Regions from separate parts of the Homo sapiens genome. Here region 1 is linked to region 2. Evidence: read pairs that join two places in POLR2A ChIA-PET (ENCODE). Cell type or tissue: PC-9. All regions are shown on one strand. Links, peaks and the distances in the headings refer to the core of each region. The heading gives the core; the rest is flanking DNA.

Region 1 (5,905 bases), core at 1,334-5,333, 1.1 Mb before region 2:
ACGCGAGATCTGCCTGAGGAGAAGCGCCACCCCGGGAGTGCACGTTTGCGCATGCGTCTGGCTCATCATTTTTAGCGCGCAAAAGTTTCAAAACTTTCCGCCTAGTGAGAGGCGGTCCGATTTGGCCCTTGGGGAGTGTCCGTCGCGTTGATCTGATGGATTCACGTACACAACACCACATTCTATGAGATTTTGCAGGCAAAAGTCCACAAGCTCGTATGGTCATCCCTTCTTTCCGTTTTTATATTGGCCGTGAACTCTGTGAGGGGAGGTTTCAGCGACTGAAGTAGTAAAGGAGTGGGAGCGGGAGAGCCGATTAATGAGGTTGTAGAATAAGAGAGAAATCTGAAGGGACAAAGGAGTTTTATTTATTTTTTGGCTGGTGACCAAGAGGATGTGAGTGTGAGCTAAGGTAATACAGTGGGAAGGAGAAGATGGGAAGATTTGAGAGATAAATGAAGGCAGTAGCTCTGTAGCCTACCTGGGAGGCCAGACTAGAAAGAAGTTGACAGTAGAGGACATTTTTCTTAAAAGAGTGTGAACTTATGCATGTTTGTAAACAGGCAGAAATGGCATGCATTTAGTACATGGTGTATATAAGGTGGAAATCGGGACGCCCCTAATGGAATGGAATGAGGAAGATTCTAAAAGCCACAGTCCTGAACACAGGCCGAGGTGGAATTGCGAAGAACAGTCGCGGTAACAGAAGTCAGGAATTTGGGAACTGTCTCGAGGGATCTGACCAATCTGACCTCTTTTTGTCTCTCAGGATATATGGGACACCTGCACCGGCATTGGATTTGGCCCCGCAACATCTTAAAGGTACCACCCAACACCTGAAGTGTCTGCCTCCTTCCGATGGAGCCTCCTGGCCCCTCCCACCTCTCACCAGCTTTACCCTTTAGCCAGAATGAAATGTGGATTTCATGGAATGAAATGGTGGCATTTAGCTACCACATTACTCAGATGTGTCACTGACACCTTACAGAAGTACATACTTCTAGCCTCTAGCCTCCCAGTTCACTAGATATTAGAGTCCATCTTGATATCGGCAGCAATTCTATGCCACTTAGCTACTATAATTTGATTCTTTGTATACTATCTGGAGTACAAGGCAGAAGAATGCTGATGGAATACGTAATTTTACTCCAACAAAGGAATGGCTGATAGGTAAAGAGTATCACTTCATCTGTAAGAAAAACTAAATATGGAAAGCCACAGGATTGAAGCTAGCAGTGATGGAGAAGGATCCCAGTGTGAATATATAGAATGGAAGTACTTCAGTAAAGAGCCAGGCATGGTAATCACTTACCAAGAAAGTGACTTCATTTCATTTTGGCAGCCTAAAGTATATCCTGGCAGCTGCGCTGTATGTGTGAAGTGCATAGGAAAATGCTGCAGGAAAAATCCATGGAGGCAATGGAATAGGATTTCAGGGTTGAAGCCTGGGTGTCTTGTTTTAGGGAGTGGGATCATCCAGCTCTGAGAGGCATGACATCTCGATATGATGTCATATAAAGTGTGTACAATTGGGAATCAGACCTGGGCTTTGACTTTAGGGTCTGCCAGTCACTCTGTGTGTCCTGTCTGAATCTCAGTTTCTCAATTTATAAAATAAGGATAATAGTGCCTGTGCCATAGGATTATTGTAATGACAAAATGAGGTAGCATAGAACTTAGTGTAAAGTACATGCCACCTATCAGTTGAATTGTGGATGCTCTGTGCATCGTAGGTCCGTCTGTATTTAGGGAGCTTTAAGACAGGTACTCTACCGGGTCAGGCGCGGTAGCTCACGCCTGTAATCTCAGCACTTTGGGAGGCTGAGGCGGTCGGATCACAACGTCAGGAGATCGAGACCATCCTGGCAAATACGGTGAAACCCCGTCTCTACTAAAAAAAAAAAAATACAAAAAATTAGCCGGGCGTGGTGGTGGGCACCTGTAGACCCAGCTACTCCAGAGGCTGAGGCAGGAGAATGGCGTGAACCCGGGAGGCAGAGCTTGCAGTGAACCGAGATCACGCCACTGCACTCCAGCCTGGGCGACAGAGCGAGACTCCGTCTCAAAAAAAAAAAAAAAAAAAAAAAAAAAAGACAGGTACTCTACCATGCCCACACATTAGAATCACCTTGGGAGCTTAAAAAAATCCTAATGCCCTGGCTTTTCTCTATACCAATTAAATCAGAATCTCTGCGAGTGGAGCCCAGACATCAGTACTTTCTTAAAACCCTCCATTTTGCAACAAAGGTTGAGAGCCACTGCTTTAAGAGTTCCCTCTAGGGCCAGGCACGGTGGCTCACGTCTGTAATCCCAGCACTTTGGGAGGCGGAGGCGGGGGGATCACGAGGTCAGGAGCTTGAGACCAGCCTGGCCAACATGGTGAAACCCCATCTCTACTAAAAATACAAAAATTAGCTGGGTGTGGTGGCACGCGCTTGTAATCCCAACTACTCCGGAGGCTGAGGCAGGAGAATTGCTTAAACCCAGGAGGCAGAGGTTGCGGTCAGCCGAGATCGTGCCACTGCACTCCAGCCTAGGTGATAGAGCAAGACTCCGTTTTGGAAAACACGTTTGGAGGAATGAAGTTTAGAGCTTGAGACAGGCAGATAAGTAGGGCATCATGAGCTCTATTCAGGAGGAAGGCCACTGTGATAAGAATGGGGTTAACGTACTAATTTGGGAAAGGTCATTGATAAAGCCATTAGTATAATTGCCAGGATACACAGGCTTAGCTGTAGAGATAGAAGAGTGTCAGTCTCCCAAGCTGGTCTTTTGATCTAGCACAGGCAACACAGATAATGATGTCTTTATTGCATTACACATGGTGAATCTTGGGCCATCAGCAGGGCTGATGGCAGTAGTGGGTTGGGGCGGATCTTTACAACCTGCAATACCTCATTGGTTGGGGAGGGCATCAAGGCATGATTGAAATGTGTGTTCTTTTCCAATGAGAGGCTGCTGTACATGGGAATGCATGTGCAGCAGGGCATTGATAATGAAGTGTTTTCCGGTAGCCTATCAGGGTTGATGTGGCAGCTCTGACCACACAAGTGGTTTTGTTATTATTAACAGATGAGAAAGGTGAGGTTCAAGCCTGTCTTTGTAGCCTTTCAGGGAACACAGAATCACTTGGAATACAAGTGGCATGGTCAGCAATTTCAGCTTCTAAGAGACAAGTTACTTGCTAGTAGGACAATTCTGGTTTCTAGGTTTATAAATAACTCAGAAGTTGAAATCACCATACTACTTTAGTTATTGAATATAAGACAAAAAAGGTAGTGATAATGGCCAAGAATATCTTTTGCCACATGAAGTTACCTGTCTTTAATTGGGTTCCTTTTCTTGAAAAGCAGGCACACATGAGTGACAGAGAATCTTCCTGGGACCGATAGGAATGCTAGACAGATTGGTCTCTGTCTTTAAAGGTTTTTATGGGTTAGAGTGAGCCAGGACTAGAGCCAAAGACAAGTAATGCTTCAGTTTCTTAAGGGCTTTTTCAGCTGCTGGAGGCCAGTAGTACTTTTGCTCAGAAAGCAAAGGAGAAAGGGGCTTAAGCCCAGTTGGAGAAAAAAAAAAACAAAAAAAACAACTATAATTAGGTCTTTTGTGCTTTGTGGATATCAAATACCTGTTGGACCTTTTTCAGAAACTTTCATATTGTACCAGTATGGGGTTCTGGTTCTATAAATGAGGGTATCCAGTCCGTCTTTCTTTCTGCCTCTTTTTGGGGTACAAGAAATTAAATTTGAGTCAGGCGCAGTAGCTCACGCCTGTAATCCTAGCACTTTGGGAGACCAAAGCAGAAGGATCGCTTAAGCCCAGGAGTTCAAGACCGGTCTGGGCAACATGGCAAAACCCCGCCATTAACCTGGCTAATATTACAAAAAAAAAGACAAGAGAAGCCAGCAGCGAGTCATCACTGGACCTGACCAAGATGACCACTCAAAGAGAGGAATAGACTTCAGCAGGGAAAAGCTAAAGGTCTTTCTGGAGTTAGATAAGTGGCCAGCTGGTCAAAGGAGCTATAGTTGAAAAATTCATAGAAGTAGAGTTTTGTCCCCCTAAACCCACGTAAGTGCCCATTGAGATAAGGAATCAGTCTTTAATACCTGTGAGGTACAGGGAAACTGATGGCAGCTCATGTTAGTACCAACAAAGTAAGACGTATTGCTCATCCTCCTCTCAAACCCTGGAGGGATCAGAAACTAGGAGGGGCAAGATCTAAGGAAACAAGTCAGGAAAAAAGAGAAGTGGCCACACTGTTTTGTTAAATCTACTACAGAAGGCACAAACTGGGAGGAGGGAGAAATGCCTAAACTAAGTCAGGTGCCAACTTTTGATTGTTATATAGGACTGGATATTTTAGTTATTAACATCTCTTAACTAAAAATGACCAGAAAAAGTAATGGGACCACCCAAGTTTTAATTCAGGGATAAGAGAAGAACCAGCCTTGCAACCAGACACCCTTGAAGGGTGTTTTCAAAGGGACAGTGGAAAATGAAAATTAGGTGGTTTTAGGTTAATCTCAAAAGTCATGCTTATTCAGTGTGCTGGTACACTGTCGCTGAGCACCTACTTTGCTGTTTTAGATCCTAGAGGTATAAAGATGAATTGGATGACATCCACCTTACAAGAATCTATGAAGTCAATGCAATATGACATATGCAATCGTATAAGTAGTATATATGAAAATTAAAGTACTATGGTGAAAAGGAAAATGTGACTAACTTATTTTGGAAGGATACAGAGTGGGAGAGAAATAGAACTACAGATAAGATAAAACCCAGCAGGGTTTGAAAAGAGGAGTAGATGTTCACAAAGAGGACAAGGCAGAGAAACTGTCAAGTCTAAGCCACGGAGGCAATACAAGCAGTGTGAAGGGCATGCTTGTTCAGCAGGTGACTCAAATGGAGGTGAAATGGAGGTCACAGGGGTTGAGTTTAGACCAGAGCTATTGGCAGGCTCATTCTGGAAAGTTAACGGAATTTTAGAAACAGATGCACCAAGAGACCAGTCATTTCATCTATCAGTCATTCCTCCCTCTGTTTGACTTTGCCTTTTATAAAATTGACCAACAGCCCTTTTTATTTTTTTATTTTTTATTTTATTTTATTTTATATTTTTTAGTTTGGGATATGACCTTTATTGAGCTTATCCACCAGCGTGGAAATAATGTCTGTACAAAACCAAATGTTTGTTACTATAACTTCTGCATCACAATTAAAATCCAAAGAGTTATTTAAAAACAGTCAACTCAATCAAAACCCACTACTTCAGAATCCATATTTTCTTTGAAGCCACAGTAACACTTATATATGGTTAAGACTCGAATGCAGAAATTTGGTTGATTGGAAAGCTAATTAAACTTCCAACTTGCTCAAATAGAATTACAAAAAGGCAAAATTGCCAACAGCCCTTTTTAGAGAGTGCTGAGAAGATAGTATGGGAACTCTTCTCCATCCTGTTCTCCCAGCTGTTTGGATCTGGCTCTGTATCTGAGTTAGGCTGGGTCAAACAGACTCTGCCTCCTAAGAATTTAGAGTCAGAACATTGAGAGACTGGGTCACTCTGACAGAAGCATTGAATTTATAAGGACATGTGAATTTCAGATCCAAGGCCACCATTTAGGGGCAGCCATTTTGGGGCCAGTAATACAATAAGGGACAAGCAGAACTAGTTGATCTCAAGAGAAGCTGGTGAATGCAGCTAATGAAGAAACAGAGAGAATTGGAGGCAGTAGACCATGTGGTCTCCTAGAGAAAGAGAGTCAGTAGCTACCTTGGGTCTGACCACTTTCAGGACCCTTGTCTAATCTAACGTCTGGCTGCCACTTTTTGTTCTTGATTTCCCTGCACTTCCTCTGAGTCATAATAAATCCATCTCAACCTAAGGGGATTCATTTTT
Region 2 (5,905 bases), core at 855-4,854:
TCCAGGAAATCTGGGGTGCCTGTTGAGAGCAGAGAATGCTGAGTGGATAGTGGGAAAAGGAAACTCTAAATACCAGCTATGACCATGTGACCAATTTGCAGAAATGAGTTTGGTAGTAGTTATGAGTGTATTTTTTCTTTGATATGAATTTATTTAAATACGTATGTTTAAACACACACCACCTTTGTTCGTCTTTTCTTTTTTCTCTCATTCTGCTATCTAACATAACGTATTAACTTTATCCATTAGTATTTAAGTTACAGCGTACCAAAGGGGGAATGAGAGTGGGCTAAAAGATAAATCGACATCATCCAAAGATGGATCTCATTTGTGTATCCTTTAGGGCAGCGGTTCCAACCTTTTTGGCACCAGGGACCAGTTTTGCAGAAGACAATTTTTCTACAGACCAGGAGGTGGGGGTGATAGTTTTAGGATGATTCAAGGGCATTACATTTATTGTGCACTTAATTTCTATCATTATTACATTGTAGTATATAATGAAATAATTATACAACTCACCATAATGTAGAATCAATGGGAGCCCTGAGCTTGTTTTCTTGCAACTAGACAGTCCCATCTGGAGGTGATGGGAGACAGTGACAGATCATCAGGCATTAGATTTTCATAATGAACATGCAACCTAGAGCCCTTGCATATGCAGTTCACAATAGGGTTCATGTTCCTGTGAGAGTCTAATGCCATGGCTGATCTGACAGTAGGCAGAGCTCAAGCAATAATGCTAGCTTGCCCACTGCTCACCTCCTGCTGTGCAGCCCGGTCCCTAACAGGCCATGGTCCAGTACTGGTCCATGGCATGGGGGTTAGGGGTCCCTGCTGTAGGAGACTGGATCAATATCTTTTTAGGTATATGAAGGCCTGTTCCATCTTAAGTGGAAACATACTTTTGCTATTATCTTTATCTGGAAGTGGTTAAAAGAGGATATATAGTTACCAAATTGAAAAAGAGGGACTACACTGAATTGCTATGACATTTTCCAAAATTCCCTTTCTCTTGTGATTCTGAATGAGAGTTGGCCAAAAGAGGAGCCTGCATGAAATCTGGAAGGCAGACGTAGAGGTGTAGCTTTCGGAAGTTTCTGGCAGTTGGATGTAGTGATGGATGCAGAGGTCCCCATTGGAACCAAGCTTGTCCTCACTCTCCTTAAATTTCATGTTCTGCCGTCAGAGGCAATAGTTTTCCATAGATCTCTCTAAAAGCTGCCTTTCTGTAGTCCCATTTGGGCAGCTGGAAATGACTGGCCTCTTGGGTTTCCTTGCATGTTTCAACTTGTCCCCTTGTGCCAATATTTTCAGGTGATTCATTACTGACTGCTCAGTGGTATGGTTCATGTAGGAAAGGCATGATAAATCCTTGATTTTTCTCTCTTTATTTAAATAGTTCCCTATCATCTTCCCAAGGTGATCAACTAGCTTTTCCCCCAAATATCTAAACTCATGAATTGAAACATATTTGATCTGTTTTCAATGTGTTGCAATTAATGCCCTTATTAGTGTTCTAATTGGCCATCCTTAGCCACCTCTCAAGTTTTAATATATAATAGTTTTGTTATTTGGTATATAGTATTCTTAAATTTCCATCATTATTTCTCCTTTCACCCATGCATTATTTAAAAATATAGTTTCCTTTTAAATTTTCAAGAGTGTGGGATTATTTATTTTTTATTGGCTCCATATTTTGTTGCATTATGTTTCAAAGATTGTTGTTGTTTGATGCCAATATTTTGAACATTGCTAAAGTACCTTACGGTCATGTACAGAGGTCAACAAATTCTTCTGTAAAGGGCCAGATAGTAAGTATTTTAAGCTTTGTAAGTTTCATTCATTTTTTTCACTGTACTAATTTTTTACTTTACATAATTTGATACCATTAATACTATCTTATTAGATGCATGTTTAGAATTTTTATATCTTCTTGGTGAACTGAGCATTTAAAAATTGTTATGAGTGTCCCTTTTTATACCTAATAATTTTTTAGTCTGAATTTTATATGTTTCTGATAAAAATACAGCCACATTGGCTTTCTTTTAGTTATATCTGCTTATTACATCCTTTTCTTGTCTTCTAAACTTCAAGCTTTATTTTTTCTAACATTTAGGTGGGTCTCTTCTGAACATATAAGTAGATGTTAAAGATCTATTATGACATTACTTGCTTTTTGAGTGTTGTGATTATAGATTTATTTGGATTTGTTTATACTGCATCACTTTAAAATTTCTATTTTTCTCACTTTTGCTGTTTCTCTTTTATCCTTTTATGGAAGAGACAGTAATGATCAGCAAATATTTCTTGTCTGCCCTACATGACACCTGCATTTAGAGGAGGCAACATGAATGATGCTGGGCAATAGGAATGAAAGTGACATGTGTCACTTCTGGTCCAAGGCTGAGTTTGAATTTGGGGGTCTCCATGTGTTCTTTTATCCTGTTGCAACAACTTACAACATGCTGAATGGAAAAGCGTCTATCAATCAAGCCCTTCAATGACTATGTGCAGCAGAGTCTCCTACCAGCCTGCACTGGTATGCGGCAAGAGTGAGAAATAAATTTTCTGTGATGTTGGTGAGTACTGAAGTTAATTTATCACCACGGCATAATGTAGCCTATTGTGACTAATATGTTATCTTGAAATCTTCGGAATGACTGGTTTTTAAAGTCTTCTTTCCCCTTTTTTTCCTTGATTTGGAATGTATTTGGTCTATTTCTATTTACTCTGTGGTTAGTGTGGGCAGAAGGAGGGGTAGGTGGGAGATTTCCATTACTGCTTGTAAGCCCAACATGGAATTTTTTTTTTTTTTTTTTTTTGAGACGAGGTCTCGCTCTGTCACCCAGGCTGGAGTGCAGTGGCGCGATCTCGGCTCACTGCAAGCTCTGCCTCCCGGGTTCACGCCATTCTCCTGCCTCAGCCTCCCGAGTAGCTGGGACCACAGACACCCGCCACCACGCCTGGCTAATTTTTTTTGTATTTTTAGTAGAGACGGGCTTTCACCGTGTTAGCCAGGATGGTCTCGATCTCCTGACCTCGTGATTCGCCTGCCTCGGCCTCCCAAAGTGCTGGGATTACAGGCATGAGCCACCGCGCCCGGCCCCCAACATGGAATTAAAAGTAGGTTTTATTCAGTATCTAATTGTTTTTATTTGTATTATTGTGCCCTTCAGAGTGCTACACCATGCTATTCAAAGTGGAATCCCTTTTCCTTTTTCTTGCGGATAACACAGATACCACCCACCATCAGTCTCCTTTCACGTATGAGACAGGTTCCTAGTGCCCAAGCCAAAATTGTATGGCCAGATGTGCTCCTGATTTCGGATATTTGGATTTAGAAAGGCCATATAGTACACTTCCAAGTCAAACACTCAAATAGTTCAGCAGCCAAATGTGTGAAGAGGATAAATACAAATAATTAAGTATCCTCCAGTAGTTTACATCAGGTTCTGCCACTCAATTGGTTATGAAAAAAACTTGTTTTTAATATTTTTTTGGGATTGCAGATATGGGATTCTTGACCTATATTTCTTTAAATAAGCTACAAAATAATTTATTCACTTATTGATTTGTAAATTGCATTCCAGTCCTAAGGATGAATTCTCATCACTTTAGTGGAAATCTGTGTTTTCCAAGGCTCTTTAGCAGCAGTTAATTTCATATTAGTTTTTACTAACACTATCAGGGTCCCCACAGAGAGGTTATTTCCTCATGACCTCATTCCTGCATCATGTTTATTGATTATAAAATTTAATTTTGGGGACTGGCATGGTGGCTCACACCTCTAATTTCAGCATTCTGGGAGGTGGAGGTGGGAGGGTTGCTTGAGGCCAGGAGTTGGAGACCAACCTGGGCAACGTAGCGAGACCCCATTTCTACAAAAAATTTAAAAAATTAGCTGGGGTTGGTGATGCACACCTGTAGTCCCACCTACTTGGGGGGCTGAAGTGGGAGGATCACTTGAGGCGAGGAGTTCAAGGTTGCAGTAAGCTACGATTGCACCACTGCACTTCAGCTCGGGCAACAGAGTGAGACCCTGTCTCTTAAAAAAATTAATTTTGAATATAAAATTTAAAGGATATTTATTACGTTAATATGTTTTCATAACAGATTGACTAGAAAAGTAAAAAGATCTGGAAGCTATAGCATACGAAGAAAATTTGGAGAAACCAAATATGCTATAGAGTAGAATGTCATGGTGAATGCCAAGTATAGTATAGACTTTTCAAATTATGTAACTTGAGAGGCTTCTTATTCTAATCTTCTATCCAGTAAGAATCTCACCCTAAAGACCTCTCAGTAAATAATCACTGCTCTCTCCTGGAACACCTCAGCTCACTACTTTTTAAGGCAAACCTCCACAATGTTTCCATTGCAAAATTAATAGCTAGGTAGTTTTTCCTTATGTACCCTTCACACCAATCCCTCTAGGACACATGCATACATCTTTTCTCCAGGTTAAATATACTCAGTTCTCTGAAAATATACAAGGGTGGAAATGTTCAAATCTGCAAATTTCAGAACTAATACCCCAAAGTGGACATGATAAAGTGACAGACTAGCACTCACTCTAAGAAAGAATTTTTCTGGTTTTTTTTTATTTGTTGTTGTTGTTGTTTTGTTTTTTGAGACGGAGTTTCGCTCTTGTTGCCCAGGCTGGAGTGCAGTGGCGCAATATTGGCCCACAGCAACTTCCACCTCCCAAGTTCAAGTGATTCACCTGTTCAGCCTCCCGAGTAGCTGGGATTACAAGCATGCGCCACCACGCCCAGATAAATTTTTTTTTTAATTTTTTTAGTAGAGATGGGGTTTCTCCATGTTGGTCATGCTGGTCTCAAACTCCCAACCTCAGGTGATCCGCCCGCCTTGGCCTAACAAAGTGCTGGAATTACAGGGATGAGCCACTGTGCCCGGCCAAGAAAGGATTTTTCTAAGTTGAGCTTTTCAATAAAGCATGTGCCTTTCTAGACCTGGGAACATCTCACTATTGGTAACAAAACAGAGTGGGGAACCATTTGATCTGAAGAAGACATTTCTGCTATAGGATAAAGGTACAGCTTTCTGACTTGTAAGTTCCTCCGCACTTCCCAAGTTGTACAATTATTTGATTCCAAATGGTTGGGAAATGATGAAACAAAACTTCTTTTCTAGTCTTCTTCCTTCCTCCCTTAATGAATAATTAACCTCATATTAAATTATCCTTCCTATGAAAGGATCTGAGTTTGTTATACCGAGGTTTCTTTCTTTCTTTTTTTTAGAAGTGAATACATTACTAGCTTCCTAGTCAGTTTGAACTTAAAAGGCAATTTTTACAAAATTCCCAGCAGAGGTGCCAAATATTGATTCAGTGGTTGCCAGACCAAATGTGTGTCTTGTGGTAATCTGTAGTAAAGTATATTTTAGAAGTCAAACTAGACTTAAAAAAGCTTTTAAAAAATATTTTGGATTGGCCTAGGTGTGATTGTATGATTGTTACTGAGAATTCTTGTGAGACAATATTGCTTTGTTGTCAGAAATACTGTTACCAAAGGCACATATAATATAGCATATTTGAAATTACATAGAAAGGCATCACAAAGGGCAACAGTCTACCACCACACACAAATCTCATTAGGCACAAAATAAAATACTGTAGAAGTCTTATATGACATGATCTGAACTGGGTATAGTCAACAATCGATTAATAGAAAAATTCACTAAAATAATACACACACATATCTTGAACATTGTGTTTTACCTTAAAACATCTAAATATATGTTTTTTAATGTAGGGCCAAAGCTTTTTGAAAAGATATATTTTATTATTTTTAGCATGGGTCTGCTGATTATAGTGACACATCTTTTTTTTCATAAACTACATCCATAATTCATGGTCTATGACTTCTAAGCTTGAGTTTCTTTA

The links. Peaks named below come from ENCODE experiments on the same cell type or tissue, not always from the same donor. Only the 100,000 strongest peaks of a DNase experiment are listed, where the experiment ranks them.
Region 1: POLR2A ChIA-PET joins it to region 2 with 5 read pairs; 2 of 35 experiments call an interaction of 5 or more read pairs at or near these places.

What each region holds. Positions count from the first base shown.
Region 1 is chr12:12,690,376-12,696,280 of GRCh38, reverse strand. GPR19 (G protein-coupled receptor 19) reads left to right here and starts at 98. Exons shown (of 4, transcript NM_006143.3): 1 at 98-216; 2 at 770-822. RefSeq lists enhancers at 1-10, 191-350. In PC-9, for the core only: no CTCF peak of the experiment used is centred there; no DNase peak of the experiment used is centred there.
Region 2 is chr12:11,630,917-11,636,821 of GRCh38, reverse strand. No RefSeq gene overlaps it. Among named protein-coding and RNA genes, the nearest start is that of ETV6, 16 kb to the left of the region's middle. In PC-9, for the core only: no CTCF peak of the experiment used is centred there; a DNase peak (open chromatin) is centred at 2,661; H3K27ac peaks cover 536 bases.